6 separate regions of the Homo sapiens genome follow, and all the other regions are linked to region 3. Evidence: chromatin contacts called from ENCODE Hi-C or POLR2A ChIA-PET data. All regions are on one chromosome and are shown on one strand. Each heading gives the region's core, a stretch centred on a gene start or an enhancer-like site at or near the end of the contact. The rest is flanking DNA. Distances are from core to core; before and after follow the strand shown. Region 1 holds the start of NT5C2 (5'-nucleotidase, cytosolic II). Region 2 holds the start of OLMALINC (oligodendrocyte maturation-associated long intergenic non-coding RNA). Region 3 holds the start of LDB1 (LIM domain binding 1). Region 4 holds the start of MRPL43 (mitochondrial ribosomal protein L43). Region 5 holds the start of SLF2 (SMC5/6 complex localization factor 2). Region 6 holds the start of ATP5MK (ATP synthase membrane subunit k).

Region 1 (2,700 bases), core at 174-2,673, 1.1 Mb after region 3:
AAATGCACTTCAGAAATAAGTCTGTGTATGCTAGTATCAACCCTGCATGTGGAGTTTTTATTTTAATTACTAACCAGCTATGTTTTCTTGAACTTAACCTTTTTTGTTCTTTTTTTTTTTTCCACTCTCAGCTCACACCTATTTTTTTTCTCTTTTCGAACTTCACCCTTTCAGGCCTGGATGTCTTCATCTGGATAAATTCTAACCGTTGTTGAAAAGCCATGTGGTAAATATTTTTGAAACCTAAAGCCTTCTCTACGCAATAACACTAAGTTTTCATGGTAAATGACACAGTTTCAATATTCTCCCTTTCACATTATGGTCAGTAGTTTGCATTCGTTGCTTGAAGAGGCGAAATGAATAGTCTACAGACACTGGGAACCAAGTACAGCTCAATCCTGAAGAACTCATCGGCCCCTGGACGGGCGCGCACACACCCCCCTGTAATGGTGACTAGTCATTTCGGGGCGCTGTACTTCAGAGCACGACCCCCCTCAAACATCAAGGCCCTAAAGGTGAAAGCCCAGGAAAACGTCGATTCGGACAGCAGCCTCTACCTGCTGCTTTTAGAAGCTGTGGCCTGCCGGAGTCAAACCCCCAAAACGTTTTTCTTAAACTAAGGGTTCAGGCCTCAGATCGGCATCTCGCCCTCTCCGATTTCAGGAGCCCCGAAAAAAGGAGAAGAATAGGCCGCCACTGAACGGCTCAGCCCCCTGACCAGGAGCTGTCCGGATGTTTTTTGTGGCGGCTTGCAATTCGCTGTGACCTTTCCAGGAAGTGTTGCACACGGGCGTGTGGCAAACGAGCTGGCCGTTTCTCGCGGTCCTGCTAAAACGCTGTCAACCTGGCGCTCCACCAGAGGCCCCTTGGCTTCTCGGGAGGCGACCGAGGAGCTCTGGGGGCGGGGAGGCTTTTACAAGAAGCGAAAAGACGGCCTCAGGGGTGGCCGGGAACAGCCTGGAATCAGCTGGAGGACGTCAGCAGGACTGAGGAAAGGGCTACCACCAGCGTGAGGAAAGGGGGGAAGAGGGCGGAACGCGGCGAACGGCCGCGCTGGGAGGCTGAGGCGGGGTCCCAGCGAGCCGGCGGCTGGGAAACAATGGCGCGAGCGTGACGTGGGCCGGAGGCGTCGCGGCGGCGCGGAGGAAGGGGCTGCCGTGGGGCGGGGGCCGCACCGAGGGAGTTGGGAGGCGTGCGGCGTCCGCGAGCGCGCTGGCGGGGACTCGGCCTAAGGAGAGGGGCCTTGGGGCCATGGTCCCTGGGGGCCGGGGGCGGGGGCAGGCGGCGGCCGCTACCCTGGGGTCGCGTGTTCGGCCGCGCACCTCCCCACCTAGCTCCCCGTTCGCCCGCTCCTTCCCCGCCCGCCCACGGGGCCCGCCGCACTCACCGGCTCCAGCGCACCGCAACAATCCCAGCGCGCAACTGCCGCAGCCGCCTCAACGCGCGCCCTCCCCGCCCCCGCCGCCCGGCACCGCCCCGCGCCGCCCCTCTGCTCGCGCCCGGCCAGGGACCGGCGCGCTGTTCCGTCCCCCAGCTCCGCCGCAGAGTTCGGCGAAGCCGACGCTCCCTGACCGCGCTGCGTCTGTCTGTCCCGCGGGTCTGGAGATCTTCAAACGATGGAACACCGGCTTTGCCCTTCTGAGGGTCTCCATCCCTTGGCATTCTGCCTGCGCCCCTCAGCCTGGCCCTGGGCTAACCTCTCCACTGTGTCTCATTCAGAAGAAGCTTTTCCTTGGGAGGAGAGGGCATCCTTTTTCCCAGTCACAGAATGTTTTGGTCTAATGGACCTCAAGGCCCCTCATGCGTCCACACCCCCATGGCACCCTCGAATCCCCTTGATGGCTAAAAACACCAGCTTTGAAGTTTGTCAGAACGAGTTCCAGTCCCAGTACCACCACTTACAAACTGTAACCTCGGGCGAGGTACCTGACCTCCTATACCTGGTGCCCACATTTGTAGCACCAGGATAGGGAACAACAGTCCCCACATCAAAGGGTGTTGACGGGATGAAATCACACAATATAGGTGAGGCCCTCAGCAGGATCCTGGCACACAGTAAGCACTCAATAAATGTTCACCCCACCACCAGCAACTCAGCAGGAAGACTCCGCAAAAGCAGCTAGCTATTTCCAGAGGACTGAATTCCTTGGTCCGAGCAGCTCTCACCAGTGAGAAAATGTGTCTAAACTTCCACTCTCAGGGCCGAAATTCGATGCCTTGGAGCCACAGAGAACAAACGTCTAATCTCTCCTGGACCTTTGACTTTTCAGATACTTTACTTCTATCACCTCTGCCCAAGGTCTTCTCATTCCACATCAGTGTCTCCCGTTCCTTCCATTGTTCCTCCTCTGCCCTGGTTTTGAGGGTCTTTATCCCTCTCACGCAAATGGTAGATTTGACTGTGATTTCTTTAGAATACATCACCCAAGACTGAACCAAATGTTTGTGGTATCATCAGAGCAAAGCAGGACTATAGCTTCCTCCTTTTGGGACCTATCGCTTTGCACTCCTGCGATAAAGTTCTTGGCACCCATACTGTTGACTCATATTGGGCTTGCAGTCAACCAAAACCTCCGCGTCTTTTTAATAAGTGCTCCGCCAGAGCACTTCTACCCCTTCTTGTGCTTCTCAGCCAACTTCGCTTCAGGTCAGCTAAGGATAGACCTTGGGCCCCTCACCTTCTAAATTTCTCAGGATATA
Region 2 (2,700 bases), core at 67-2,566, 1.7 Mb before region 3:
TAAATTGACCAGTTCTGTGGCACTTAGTGCATTCATAACATTGTGCAAACACTACCTTTTGTTCTAAAACATTTTCACCCCAAAAGAAAACTTGAACCCATTCAACAGTGATTCCCCATCTTCCCACCCACACTCGGCCCCTGGTGACCATCAGTCTGCTTTCTGTCTCTGTGGATTTACCACTTCAGGATATTTCCTATACATGGAATCGTACAATATATGACCTTCTGTGTCTGGCTTCCTTCTCTTGGCATAATCTTTCAATGTTCATCCCCATTGGAGCATATATCAGTACTTCATTCCTGTTTATTACCTATTCATATTCCATTGTATGAATACACCACAGTTGGTTTACTGATTTATCAATTGATGAACACTGGAGTTGCTTCCACCTTTTGGTTATTGTGAATAGCACTGCCATGAACATTTGAGTGCAAATATGAGTACCCGTTTATAATTTATTAGGGTTTATATCTAGGAGTGGAGTTGCTGGGCCAGATGCTAATTTGATATTTAACCTTTTGTGGCACCATCAAACTGTTTCCCCAGTGGCTGCACCACTTTAAATTTTCTCCAGCAATGTATGAGAGTCACCCTCTTCTTAACGTGTACCCATTTGTCCCTTTCCTCTTTCCTACTTTTTACAAAGCCAGTTCCCCACAGACTTCTCTTTCCCCTGGAGTAGAGGGTGGGAGAAGTTGCATCTCTAGTAGAAAGACTATCCAAGCCTCCATTCTTACCTTTTCCGCAAATAGAATACGGTGACCAGGAGGAGGAGAGGACAGGCTGCCACCTCCCTGTGGTCACTAAGGTACACCCACTACAGCCATTAACGCGACTCCGTAAAACTACCCTCCTAGCGACCTCCAACGCCTCGGTCCTCACCCAGAACATCACATTAAACTTTTCAACAGTCACAGATAGGAAGGGGCTCGGTGTGGAAGGTGCCAGCTCTGGCTCAGCCCTGCGGGTGAGTGTTTAACTTTCAGCCCAGCTTAAGATCTCCGAAGACACCCATCGCCTCGTCCTGCCCAGTCCCCTCCGCTAAAGGGCCGGCCTGCCCGGGCCTGGCTGGCAGCTGACATGAATGGAGAGGAAGCGCCTCCCTCTCCACCCACTCTCGCCGGGGTTACTGCCGGTCACAGACCCGGGCCTTCAAGAGCTATTTACACCTACAACAGCCCACCAGCGCCTGACCACGCCGGAGCCAATCAGCGGCCCCCAAGCTTGTCTGATTCTGTCTGCTCCAATCAGGAGGCGCGGTCCTTCCAGCCTCTTGCTCCTGTGAATCACAGGTCGGCGGGAGCCTTTTTTCCTTTTTTTTTTTTTCCCGGGGAGTCGGCCTCGGGGCTCTGCTCTCCTACCTCAGTCTGCCCTACCCTGGAATGGGGAAAATGCGGACATGCCACTCAGTCCGGCCGCGAACAGTGCTCCAGAACTCAGAGAGTTTTCCAGACGGGTGGAGATCGCGTTCCCTGCCCGCCGAGGTCCCATCGCTTCCCTGCTGGGAAGACAAATGAGGCGCTTTAGCCGTCTCCACGGCCAGCCCCTCCCTCATAACCCGAGATTCTTTGTGGGCTCTTAGTCCATAGCTGCCTTTGAGGTGGTGTAGACCTTGCTAACCAGGACGGCCCAGTAGGCAGAGCTCATTTTTATTCCTGTCTGCAATCGTGCAAAAACGCCTCTTATGGAAAAGCCAGAGCGCCAGGAGTCAGCAAAACACACTAAAGATTGGGCAGTCACTGGGGAGAACGTGAGTAAAAGCACAGGAACAGCAAAGCGTTCAGGAACGTTCGAGGCTGACGCAACCGGCGCAGGAAGGTGGTGTGTGGTGGGAGAGTGGGAGGAGACAGTGGAAAGTTTAGACTTGCTTCTGTAAGTGATAAGAAGTCATCAGATATTTTCAAGCAGGAGAGGAAAATAATCTCTCTGTTTCGCAAAGTTAACTCTCATGGCAACAGAGCAGAGTAGCGGGGGGATGGGGGCTGGGAGATGTTGGGAAGCTATTGTTACCACTCTGGTGAAGAGTCATGGGACCTCAAAAGCTGGGATAGTCACGGTGGGAATGGAAAGGAAGGGCACAAGCTGAGAGGCATTTGGGAGGAGAATCAATAGCACTTTATTGACTGGATGTGTGAGATGAGTGAGGACAGCAATCAGAAGAGGACTTTGAGGTTTCTAGCCTGAGTGGCTGGAAGGACACCACTTCCCCTACCTGAAATAGGTAGCAAAAAGGAGAGAGAAAGAGAGAAGCAGAGGGATTTTGCAAAGGGAATAGGAGTTCAGTTTTTGACATGTGGCATTTGAATTGCAAGAAGTACATCCCTGTGGATGTAATACCCAGTAGACAGTTGGGAATTAGGATCTGGTGTCGAGAAGAAAAGTAGAGATGAGATCCAAAGGGTTTATAGTGGATCGGGAGAGAAATTGATGACCTAAAGAGAAATTATAGAATAAGAAGATTTGGGCAGGGCACGGTGGCTCATGCCTGTAATCCCAGCATTTTGGGAGACCAAGGTAGGAGGATTGCTTGAGCCCAGGAGTTTGAGACCAGCCTGGGCAACATGGTGAGACCCCGACTCTACAAAAACTGCAAAAATTAGCCGGGTGTGGTGACACATACCTGTAATTCCAGCTACTTGGGAGGCTGAGGTGGGGGGATCACCTGAGCCTGGGGAGGTCTAGGCTGCAGTGAGCTGA
Region 3 (2,700 bases), core at 19-2,518:
TATGTAGCCAAAGCGGGCTACATTCAGGGACACTGACTTCCAGGAGAAAGCTGACTCCAGTCTGGGGCAGGAGGGCCAATTCCAGGACCCAGAGTCCCGGGGATGGAGACAGACAGTGTGCCGTGAGGCCCTCTGTAGACTACCTCTCCAGTCGCATGGCTTCTCTCTTTCCTCCTGGCAGTGAGGTAGACGCCCTCCGCCCCCCCCACCTGCCCCCCAGGAAAAAAACTCAGACCTAGGCTATCCCTGGCAAGAGCTGATATGTTTTGGGGAGGCAGGGATCTGAGCCTGGGTCCTCTCTCAAGTTCTCAGTTTTGGGTCAAGTATTGCTCCCCCAGCTTACCTCTCCACAAATCACTCTATTTCCTAGCCTGCCCTCCCACTAGGGCGGAGATGCCAGACCCAAGGGTCCAATTATCTGGCACCTCTTAGGAGTACCTCCGGTGCCTCAGGAGGGCCAACCTTCCCTGGCAACAGGCAGGAAAAGTTGAAGGTGGGGGGCAAGATGGGCCGCAATCAATACCTCCCTGCAAACAGGGTCCTCAGAAACAGCATGGGGGGGATGTCACAGGATAGGTAAGAGGCAATGGGCAGCAGGGAAGGGGGGGCAGCCCAAACCAGCCAATCACAACTCTATGGTGACCTGAGGGGGGGGGTCAAAAGTCCAGAGTCACTTCTGATTGGCTAACAACCTGGAATTCTGAGAATTTCAGCCCCCCCCAAACCTCTCCCCAATTAGCCTACCCCCAAAAAAACATACACATAAGCCACCCCCAGCGTCTCCTCCCCGTGTTTCTGGGCTGCTGCGCATTTACACAGTTGGGGAAAACGCTACCCGCCAGCCTGAGGCCCCGCGTAGCCCTTCCAGCCCCCGGCTTCCCCCATGCCATCGACGCCCCCCACACAAGTTCTCGCCAAACACGGGGTGAGGGGTCCGCAGGGACGGCTGGGCAGGAAGGGGCCGAGTGGCCGCACGCCCCACTCACCAGGACAGGCACAGCCCACTGACATCTTCACATCGCCCGCCTCTGGGGGCCCAGCCGAGTCACGGTGCCCGCCCCTCGCGGGGACAGGCCGGGCATGAGCCGCCGCCGCCGCCCGCGGCCCCCGCTGCGCTCGCCGCCGGCCCGGCCCGGCCTCGGCCCGGTGCGGGCGGCCCCTGGCTGCGGCGAGGGGCCTGTCAGGCGCGGAGCAGACAGGAAGGAAGCCAGGCAGGAAGGCGAGCGGCCTCTGCGTGTGTGCGCGCGGGTGTGAGTCCGCGGAGTGTGTGTCCGTGTGTGCGTGTGTGCGCGTGTGCGTGTGCGTGTCTGTGCGCTCCCGCCGCCGTCGCCGAGCGCCCCCCTCTCCGCCCTCGCGCTCGCGCTCCCTCGCGCCGGCGCCGGCTCCCCAGCCCAAGCCGGGCAGGGCCGGGCTTTATTAATATGCTAATTGTCCTGCTAGTGGGAGGGGAGAGCCGTGTCAAAGTGACCCGGGAGAGCGCGCAGCAAGCGACGACGTGCGTGCGCCGCGCGGCGGGCGGGCGGCGAGGGGCTGGGAGCGCTCGGGGAACGGCATGCATGTGACGCAGCTTTTAAAAAAGGAGACGGAGGCAGAGACCCCAGAGAGGGAGGGCGAAGGGGAGGGCTTGGAGGCGCAGCCGCGCGCTCGGTGTCCGTCCTCCGGGTGCCGCCGGATGGGGAGTCTGGCTGAGCCGGAGCGGGAGCCGCGGCTGGGGGAGGCGGAGCCGGGGTGGGCAGTGTGGTGTATCTCTCTCCACCCCGGGCCGCGCTCCGGGAGGGAAAAGGGACTGCAGACCCCCTGTCCGTGCTCCCTGCTGAGACGCCAGCCTTCTTCTGGAGGCCCCTTGTTTCGCGTCCCTACCCTAGGCTGGATGGGTAAAGAAGCATTCTCTTAATTCTTGTAGCAACCCCTCAACTCACCCCTTCCCTAAATTAACCACTCCTCCTTTGCCTGCGAAACCAGTTGGGACTAGAACTAAAAGGGTTAATTAAGTGGGGTCCCCGCCCTCCTCCGCCTAAGGGCTTGGGATCTGTGTTTTGCTGGGGGGAGGGGGCTGCGGAATGACCACCAGATTGGATTACGGAGGGGCGATAGGAGGCCATCCTTCCTTCTTGCAGACTGACGCATCAGTCAAGACACTCTCTTCCCTTCCCCCCTTTCTCCAGCCTTGGTGCCTTCACCTCCGTACCAACCGCCCAACCCCACCGCCTCCGACCCCCCTGCCTGGAAGCTGCTGTCCTTTGAGGGCTTCGGAGATGAGAACAGGAAACAGGCCCCTCCAGTGCCCCCTAACCCAGAGAGGCAGAGGCTGTGGGCCGTGGGGGGTTGGATGGGAGATGATGTGGATGGTCAATGTAAGGAACACTCCTTCCCCTGGGAGGAGCCTCCCAACCTTCAGTCACACTTCAAGGACTCCCCAACCCAGCCCTAGGAGGGGAGGGGCTCCATCTCCATCCCTTCCCAAAAGCTCAGCTTTAGCTGCCTCATAAACAGGAAATACCTATTAGCCAGGAGGAGGGAAGGGAGGGGAGCCGCCTGGAGTAGAGAGTTGACCCCCTCCCTCCTGGGGTCCCCAGCTGCTAGCTTTTCTTTCTTAAGTTTCAGTATGGGCTCCAGGGATAGACGATGGAGACTTGGACTAGTGTCTCCTCCCTAGGGCGTCTGGCCCTGACTGGGTAGGGGGTTCTCCTCTTTGTTACT
Region 4 (2,700 bases), core at 88-2,587, 1.1 Mb before region 3:
GGCCTTTGATACTAACCACCTGACAGTTGTTATATGTTCTGCGTCTAGTTTTAAAATAATGAAAACTGAGGCTTGTGCTTAACATATGCACACATTTTGAAGACAGACCTGAAATGTGACCTTGGATAAGTTTATTAACCTGTTTTATAAATCTGTATTCACACAGATATAAAGTGCCTAGCCCATCACAGCAGAGCTCTCCGTAGCTCAGTGGTTGTTCCAATAAGACATCAGGGATTCTTCAGAAGCCAGCCTTCAGACCTCTCACTGTGTTTTGAGATCATTATTATCAATTTGGATTTAAAAAACAAGGGCCCTGTAAAACCCTTGAAGTCTTCCTCATCTCAGGTTTTAGGGATGCCACTTGCATAAAAATGAGTGGTTCACAAGGTCACTGCCCCCAGAAGCAGGCACTGGAAAGAAACAGGCAGCTCTTCATTATCCCAAGCAGAACCTCTGTCAACTTGCCCATTGATGGGTTCCATTTGCCTGGGCTTGGAATCCCAAAGGGGAAGAACCACCTTTACCGGAGTAACAGTCCAAAGCCTGGGGCTGCAGTTGGTGGGGCAACTCTTCACTGTGCTTGCACCTGGGCTGGGGCAGGATCCTGAACCTCTCGGGGGCGTAGCCCGCGGAACGTGGTCGGCTTGTTGGTGAAGGGGTGCCACTGGCCCTGGATGCTAGGGTTGTCGGTGTGGAAGGGCTTGCGGATGCGGATCACGTCCAAGCCCGACTGGTCGGCCAGCTTCTGCACCAGCGTCGAGATCTCCTCGACCGACTTGCAGTGGATGCTCTCCTCGCGCACAGCCCCGTTAACTGGCAGAAGAGGGGTGAGAGTGGGTGGAAGCTGGCCGGTGCGACCAAGCGAGAAGGAGGATAGCGGGTCGAGCCCCTGATCCCGCCCTCCAGCCCGAGCCCGGCCCCACTCACGGTATTCGGCCACTACTCTGGGCACGCAGCACGGACGCGAGTTTACATATATTACGACCCCTGGATTCCGTCGGGCGAAGTCGATCACCTCCCGCTCCACGAACTCCCTAAGCGACCCGGGACAGTGAGCAGTATGACCCCTGACTGGGGGCGACCTACCCGGGGAGTCGTTGCCACCTCCACACCCACCCCGACCCGCGCCTGCGCACTTCCCTTGGCTCACCTGGCGCCGCGAGACGAGGCGCCGTCGCGGCTGACGCTGAAGCTCAGACGCTGCAGCTGCTGCACATAGCGACCCAGTCCGTTGTGGAGAACGCTGGCCAAGAAGCGGCTCGGAGTCCCGCGCGCCGTCATAGCTACAGCTTGGAGGCCGCGGAGCCTAAGCAGCGAGGAGAGGGGGGCGGGACTAAACCTCGAGGCTTCCGGTTCCGGGACGACCGCTCCCGGAGTTTTGCTTCCGAGGTCAAGGCGAGTAGCATGTGCGGGAGACTCACGTTGCCGGCGAAGTGGGAGAGAGAAAAGTGGTAACCTGGGGCTGGGGGCCGGCGCGGCGGAGCTCGGAGTAGTAGAGCGGAGTGAAGACACGGGGGAGGATAGAGACTGGCATTCCTTTGGGCCGGGGGATTGGCGGGAGTCGTGCTGGGTGCTCTCGCCGTGTTGAGGTCCCAGTGAGGGGAAGGAGAAGCGGAAGAGGGTCTCTAGTCGGGGCCTAGGGCAAAGGGACTACAAAAAGGATGCAGATGACTATAGAAATGAGGACGACGAGGAGATGCTGTGGAGGAGCAGTAGAGGTGAGAAGATGATGCAAAGAAACTGTGTCAGTGAGGAACTGTATAGAGGGTCATAGAGGTGAGGTGGCGGAGAGAAACTAACTAACGGACCATAGAGGTGGGGGAGCCATTGTAGAAGGACGTGGACGCGAAAGGGTCGTGTAGATGGGCATATGTGTGAAGCAGCAACGTAGAGGGGCTGAAGAGGAGAAATTCATGGAGAGAAAGAATGCACCTAGAGTGAGCTCTGCAGAGTGCTGCGTGGGATATCCCTAGAGTTTGGTCTAGTGAAGGCACGCTAACCAGGCACCTAAGGCATTTCAAGTAGTGACTTCCCACATTTGGCTAGGAATGTGGGTCCTCCTCCGAAGTGGGTACCCCCTCCGTATCTTGTTACCCCTGCGTGGGGAGTGGATGGGTCGGAGGGGCCTGCCCCGAAACTTGGCCCCAGGCCCTCCTCGCAGACGTTACAGGAAGGAGACTCTCCAAGCCTTGGATATGCCAGTGTTGCCTGTAACTGCAACTGAAATCCGCCAGTATTTGCGGGGGCATGGGATCCCCTTCCAGGATGGTCACAGTTGCCTGCGGGCACTGAGCCCCTTTGCAGAGTCTTCACAGCTCAAAGGCCAGACTGGTGTTACCACTTCCTTCAGCCTCTTCATTGACAAGACCACAGGCCACTTTCTCTGCATGACCAGCCTAGCAGAAGGGAGCTGGGAAGACTTCCAGGCCAGCGTGGAGGGGCGAGGGGATGGGGCCAGGGAGGGGTTTCTGCTTAGCAAGGCACCAGAATTTGAGGACAGCGAGGAGGTCCGGAGGATCTGGAACCGAGCAATACCTCTCTGGGAGCTGCCTGATCAGGAGGAGGTTCAGCTGGCTGATACAATGTTTGGCCTTACCAAGGTTACAGATGACACACTCAAGCGTTTCAGTGTGCGATATCTGCGACCTGCTCGCAGTCTTGTCTTCCCTTGGTTCTCCCCTGGGGGCTCAGGATTAC
Region 5 (2,700 bases), core at 135-2,634, 1.2 Mb before region 3:
GACCAGAACAGTTCAATTTCGTTTTTTCTAAATTTTAATTAATTAATTTATTTTTGAGACAGGGTCTTGCTATGTTGCCCAGGCTAGTCTCCAACTCCCGGGCTCAAGCTATCCACCTGCCTTGGCCTCCCAAACTGCTGGGATTATAGATGTGAGCAACTGTATCAGGCCAATAGTTCAATTTCTATACAATAAACTTGAAAGACCCGTCCAAATTATTTTATATCATTTAAGATTTTTTTCCATCCAACTGATTAAATAACTCTGTCAATTAAAGCTTGGACATCTTGAAATTGATATTTTGGTTGTTAACAGTTATTGCAACAGTATTTGACCTGTCTCTGGAAGATTTTGTAAAGAAGTAAAATTCGCTGTAGGAATCTATCTGGGGAAGAAAGGGAACTATAATTTGCTCTGTACCTGTTACATGAGAGAATCTGAACTGTGCAGTGTACACTGTTTTATCCTTTTATGGTTTACAATTACCCAGAAAAGTGAGTAAAATGCCCGTTTTACAGATGTGGAGGCTGAGGTTCAGAGATACTGACCAGTCTCTCGGTTTATAAGGAAAACCATGGCTAACAGCCTCCAGAGCACAAGCCCTTTACAAAGGAGGGTTGGAGATTGCAGGCAGCTTTTACTTATCTATGCTGCCCACGCTTAACATGGAAAACTGAAAGCTGACCTTGTGTTCCTTTAAAAAATCTCCAAGGAAGTCGGCTGCAGAGACTTCATGGTAACTCATGAGAAACAAAATGCTTTTGTGGATTAACAACTGTCTTTATTCCAATGGAGTTTTTTGGGGGTTTTTTCTTCTTCTTAAAGACAAAAAAATAATCTACCGCTGACACTCAACAAGAACCGTCGTAGAATGGACAAGTCTTCGGATCGCGCTGTGCAGATCCCTCAGCAAATTGTGACAGTATTATGGCACTTTGGCCTAAGCTGTTAAAGAGACGATGTAATGAACAGCTGCGGATTTCTGAGGCACAATTGTGTGACACAGGAAGCCCAAGTGTTGGCCATCCTCAACGAAGGCAGCTGCCGGGCTCCGGTTTGCTTCAGCAAACCCTCACCCCTCGCCTTCAACCAGGCGGGTGTCGTCAGCTGTCCGCCAGCTGCTGCCCGCGCCTTTCCGCCCCCGCGCGCCGGCCAAGGCCGAGGCGGCCGGGACCAGAGGCGCGCGCCCTCAGTGCATGTGACGGGGTGGGAGGGGGAGGTTTCTTCCTCCCCCGTCCCCAAGCCCCGCCTTCTCCAGAGAGGCTGCGGCTTCCTATTGCGCCACCACCGAAATGACCACCGTGCCAGCCAATCAAGACGTGATTCATGAAGTAAGACCCGCCCCTTACTGGTCCCCAGGTTCCTTCCCGCTCACGCCGGAGTCACTTCCGAAGAGAGAACCGCCATGAAGAGAGAAGGGGGTGCCGCCCACCTCTGCTCCGACAGCCTCCCGGAGTCCCAGCAGCAAGACGGCAACCACGCACCCAACTTCTCCAGCCACGGCTCATGCCGCCGTCGCCAGCGGCGCCGACATGACAAGGCGCTGCATGCCCGCTAGGCCAGGTTTCCCCTCATCCCCAGCCCCGGGGTCGTCGCCCCCGCGCTGCCATCTGAGACCCGGTAGTACCGCCCATGCTGCAGCGGGAAAGAGAACAGAGAGTCCTGGGGACAGGTACCGTGCAGAGGGCTTGAGAAGGGGCCGGGTCGCGGGGGCAAGGGTATGAGGGGAGGGCTGCAGACCGCCGCTCTTCCAGTTCCCGCCATCCTCCGCGAGCTCAGGCGTTGGCATTTCGGGGCCTGGCAAATCCCCGCCCCGCCTCCGCGCAGGGGCTACTGGGAGTTGGAGTTTGCTTCTCTGTAGTTGGGCAGCTGCTCTTGGTCTAGTGACCACCAGCCTGGACAGCTACGGAGAACCCGCCTTAGGTAGAAAGAAAGTGATTTTTTTCCTTTGCAAGAGTTTGACCCGGGACCCTAACTGCTTAATGCATATTTAGATCGTTTTCTGTACGTTGTCAGTTCTACTGATCCTAGTGGTTTAGTAATATAAACCTTTTCTATGTTGTGGGTGAAATTATGTAACCTGTGATGAGGGAATCCCTTCCACGAATTACTTTGTAGTCCAGCGTGCACGCTAGTTCATACTTAAAAGAACTTGCAGATTTGGAATGTGACGTGTTTTCTCTTTCAGTAACTTCACGCCTCTCCAAGAGGCTAATTTTTTTGTAAAGATTTTGTGGGAGCTATGTAATGAGATGGGGAGTTTCATCTAATGACATCCTCTGACAATAAAACATGTTTAAATTCCCTACGAACTTGGTACTGTCTTTTATTTTAAGTTAAATTGTATTAAGTTTTAACAATATTCATGTTACTAATACTGTGGTACAGGCCCACAATCCCTTATCTTAACTCTGAAAGCCAGAAAGCTATGAAAACCAAAACGTTTTCAGTAAGTTTGGCACCACATCTTACTGGGCAGCCAGATCTGACTAAAACTAATGTAAGGCTGTTTGTGGTCTTTATCCCATTAAGTGTGAATATTCATGTTTTGCTGGAGAAATGTCAGTGGATTTGATTACAGGTTGCAGCACCAGACCCCACTGGGGACTTTCCATAATACATCCAAGTTATCCCCTTCCTAAAATCTGATAAATTCAGAATTCTAAAACACATTTGGCCCCAGAAGGTTCAGATAAGGGT
Region 6 (2,700 bases), core at 146-2,645, 1.3 Mb after region 3:
AGGAGGACTCTTGAGAGGCTCAAATGGAGGGCCAAATGGGGAACGGGATTGTTGCTGGTGAGATAATGGAGTAAGGTCGAAAAATTTGGTTCTGCACTCTTCAGCACGGTGCAGGTTACTTTAGGGCAAAGATAAAGGAACCCTTGTGTTTACAGTGCCCTTTGTAAGACTCCTAGTTGTGATTTAATGTTGTTAAACGGTGGTATGTTTTAATTAAGTTGCTAACTGCCCTTCTTGAGACAAGGTCTCGCTCTGTCGTCCAGGCTGGAGTGCAGTGGCGCGATCTCAGCTCACTGCAATCTCCGCTTCCCGGGGTCAAGCGGTTCTCCTGCCTCAGCCTCCCGAGTAGCTGGAACTACAGGCGCGCGCCACCACGCCCGGCTAATTTTTGTATTGTTGGTAGGGACGGGGTTTCACCATACTACTCAGGCTGGTCTCGAACTCTGGACCTCAGGTGATCTACCCGCCTCGGCCTCCCAAAGTGCTGGGATTACAGGCGTGAGCCACCGCGCCCGGCCACTAACTGCTCTTAAATGTAACTAATCCTTCCGTGCCTCTCTCCACCTGTGAGATGGGCACTTTATTAAAGGTCCAAAGTGACCAGTAGCTCTTGTTACTTTCTCTGTTCCTCGATATTGCTATTTTCCTTTCTAACTTAACACCTACCTGGAATGGTGAGATCACGAGGTAAGGAAGGCAAAGATGAGTGAGAACCACTCAGGTAACAGAAGCAGCCTCTTGCATTCACGGAGTTTACAGCTCTCTGTTCTGGTTACCTCCTAGGAAAGGCCTTCCCACTGATCGTCTATAGACTGAAATCTAACCCTTTTACAGCGGGCCTGGCGAACTGTAGGGGCCGGGCCACATTCACTCGCTTTGAAAAAGGCTGCAGCGCACCTAAAGGAGGCCCGGCTGGCCAGCTTCCTAAAGCACAGCTCGGTGGGAACAAACAGCTATGGACATACAGAAGAAAAGAGGTTAATTCGGCCGGTGATGGGGATCAGAAGCCCTAGTCCTCGTCCAATATTACGTCACTGGGTGACCTCGAGGGACGCTTCGCGGAGGGCCTCATTTTTCTCCACTGGCGAATGCAATCTAAGGGTCTTCGGAAACTGTGGGAGCCCTTGGGCGCACCTATCCGCCTCACCTCGAGGCTTCTCACCCGCTGGCCGCCCCCTTGCGCCCCTCGTTTTTTCTAGCTCCTTTCCCATTCCCCACCGTTTCTCTCCTCCAAAGCTAAGAACTCGAGTTGCTCCTCGGCCAGAAACGGCGGGCGGTCCTGCAACGTGCAGGCGCCAGGTCCAAGCCCGGACTCCCCTCTTCACCCACCTGCCAAAGCCGCAAATTCCGCAGCTGGTGTCCTTCAACGAATGTAACCACCTCTCGGCCCGGCCGGAAGAAGCCACCTCCCCCGCACGCGTTTAGCCGGCCCCCGCGATTCGGCCTAATGCGACGATTGGCTATGGCTCCAAATCCCGCCCTTCCGATTCCTGTCTCTAGGTCACCTCCGCAACACAGCAACGGAAGTAGGGTGTTGAGCCCGCCCACACTTCCGGAAGAATTGCACTGGACTGTGGGTATCCTGGTCTCCGCGTGTGTGAGTACCGCGGCGCGAGGTTAGTGGTAGCTGGGTGCAGACGCCGTGGCGCTGGTGAGTAAAGGCAGAGGCGAAAAAGGAGGAAACCTCATGGCTGTCAGGTCTGTCCCAGGCCTGGTTCCCTGCCAGGCACACGCTAGATGAGTGTGGTTCGGCCACCTTAGCCCCGCTTCGAAGCCGGCTCTGTTGTAGCAGCCCCTGTAACCCCAGGCTTTGTGTTCGGAAAGTAGCCTAAGTATCTTCTGTGCCCCTGGATCGCCTTACTTTTCAGAGCCTCAGTTTCCCCTTGCTTGAAAGGAAATTAAGGGTGAAATTATCAGCAAACTAGACCCCCCAAACTTTCCTGTTTCTATGAATCATATACCCATCCCTGATTCCATATCCTTGGCCCCACCCGGTCATCACTTCTTTAGTCTAAAGCCCTTGTAGAGTCTTATTACCAAGTGTCTGTCAGAACTAACCTCTCCTGTCTTCTGTTTTCACTTATACCCAGTTCTGGTTCTCATGGTTTCTCTGCTGTACTGCATTTGAATCCTTTTTTTTTTTTTTTTTTTCTGTCACTGAGATAACAGGAAACAGTGCATTTGAATCCTTCTACCGAATTTACTTGCCTTCAATACTGTCTCTCTTCATGTCCAATCTATAGCCTGCAGTATATTTTTCTTGCTTACTGTTCTCTCGCTTTCCCTGCTTAAGTCTCTGACTTGCCAAAGCAAACTACCCATATCTAATTCAAGGTCTTCCACAAAAAAGCCCAACTTCTCCTTTAATTTTTTTGAGACAGAGTCTCACTTTGTCTCCCAGGTTGGAGTGCGGCGGCATGATCTCAGCTCACTGCAACCTCCGCCTCCCGGCCTCAAGCAATTCTCACGCTTCAGCCTGCCTAGTAGCTGGGACTAGGCGCAGGCCACCACGCCCGGCTAATTTTTGCGTTTTTGGTAGAGACGGGGTTTCGCCATGTTGACTATGCTGGTCTCGAACTCCTGACCTCAGATGATCCACGCGCCTCGGGCTCCCGAAGTGCTGGCATTACAGGTGTGAGCCATGGTGCCCGGCCTTCTTTAAAATTTAACTTCAATTTTTATGCTTTAATCTCCCAGTGG

Evidence for each region. Hi-C counts contacts between places; a loop is a spot of excess contacts on that map. ChIA-PET counts read pairs that join two places held with the same protein, here RNA polymerase II (POLR2A). Pooled maps may share reads with other maps.
Region 1: a pooled map shows a loop between it and region 3 (6-fold over the local background). The contact joins the promoter of NT5C2 here to the promoter of LDB1 in region 3. A Hi-C loop is called at or near these places in 9 of 50 pooled maps. POLR2A ChIA-PET finds 5 or more read pairs at or near these places in 3 of 52 experiments (OCI-LY7, Panc1 and activated CD4-positive, alpha-beta T cell).
Region 2: a pooled map shows a loop between it and region 3 (7-fold over the local background). The contact joins the promoter of OLMALINC here to the promoter of LDB1 in region 3. A Hi-C loop is called at or near these places in 6 of 50 pooled maps. POLR2A ChIA-PET finds 5 or more read pairs at or near these places in 2 of 52 experiments (HepG2 and PC-9).
Region 4: a loop to region 3 is called in a pooled map, with 11 times the contacts of the local background. The contact joins the promoter of MRPL43 here to the promoter of LDB1 in region 3. A Hi-C loop is called at or near these places in 1 of 37 single-sample maps with no recorded cell type and 9 of 50 pooled maps. POLR2A ChIA-PET finds 5 or more read pairs at or near these places in 2 of 52 experiments (GM10248 and MCF 10A).
Region 5: a loop to region 3 is called in a map with no recorded cell type, with 12 times the contacts of the local background. The contact joins the promoter of SLF2 here to the promoter of LDB1 in region 3. A Hi-C loop is called at or near these places in 1 of 168 maps with a recorded cell type or tissue (naive thymus-derived CD4-positive, alpha-beta T cell), 1 of 37 single-sample maps with no recorded cell type and 7 of 50 pooled maps.
Region 6: a pooled map shows a loop between it and region 3 (5-fold over the local background). The contact joins the promoter of ATP5MK here to the promoter of LDB1 in region 3. A Hi-C loop is called at or near these places in 2 of 37 single-sample maps with no recorded cell type and 6 of 50 pooled maps. POLR2A ChIA-PET finds 5 or more read pairs at or near these places in 1 of 52 experiments (A549).

What each region holds. Positions count from the first base shown.
Region 1 is chr10:103,191,849-103,194,548 of GRCh38, forward strand. It overlaps NT5C2 (5'-nucleotidase, cytosolic II), which reads right to left and starts at 1,424. Exons shown (of 19, transcript NM_001351169.2): 1 at 1,388-1,424. RefSeq lists enhancers at 165-853, 854-1,540 and a silencer at 1,239-1,518.
Region 2 is chr10:100,372,260-100,374,959 of GRCh38, forward strand. It overlaps OLMALINC (oligodendrocyte maturation-associated long intergenic non-coding RNA), which reads left to right and starts at 1,317. Exons shown (of 3, transcript NR_026762.1): 1 at 1,317-1,753. RefSeq lists enhancers at 880-1,209, 939-1,508, 1,310-1,439, 1,509-2,076, 2,077-2,646.
Region 3 is chr10:102,119,100-102,121,799 of GRCh38, forward strand. LDB1 (LIM domain binding 1) reads right to left here and starts at 1,269. Exons shown (of 11, transcript NM_001113407.3): 1 at 987-1,269. The coding sequence starts at 1,011. It also overlaps a transcript of PPRC1 not described here. RefSeq lists silencers at 909-978, 1,069-1,148, 1,209-1,508, 1,529-1,658 and enhancers at 1,155-1,906, 1,907-2,658, 2,659-2,700.
Region 4 is chr10:100,986,160-100,988,859 of GRCh38, forward strand. It overlaps MRPL43 (mitochondrial ribosomal protein L43), which reads right to left and starts at 1,338. Exons shown (of 3, transcript NM_032112.3): 1 at 1,154-1,338; 2 at 931-1,037; 3 at 110-816. The coding sequence starts at 1,284. The coding sequence ends at 575. TWNK (twinkle mtDNA helicase) reads left to right here and starts at 1,384. Exons shown (of 5, transcript NM_021830.5): 1 at 1,384-2,700. The coding sequence starts at 2,052. RefSeq lists an enhancer at 1,097-1,166.
Region 5 is chr10:100,911,579-100,914,278 of GRCh38, forward strand. SLF2 (SMC5/6 complex localization factor 2) reads left to right here and starts at 1,385. Exons shown (of 20, transcript NM_018121.4): 1 at 1,385-1,672. The coding sequence starts at 1,533. RefSeq lists a silencer at 905-1,174 and enhancers at 1,395-1,464, 1,485-1,534.
Region 6 is chr10:103,395,080-103,397,779 of GRCh38, forward strand. It overlaps ATP5MK (ATP synthase membrane subunit k), which reads right to left and starts at 1,396. Exons shown (of 5, transcript NM_001206427.2): 1 at 1,330-1,396; 2 at 667-953. PDCD11 (programmed cell death 11) reads left to right here and starts at 1,547. Exons shown (of 36, transcript NM_014976.2): 1 at 1,547-1,651. RefSeq lists enhancers at 659-1,491, 884-973, 1,124-1,373, 2,031-2,532, 2,533-2,700.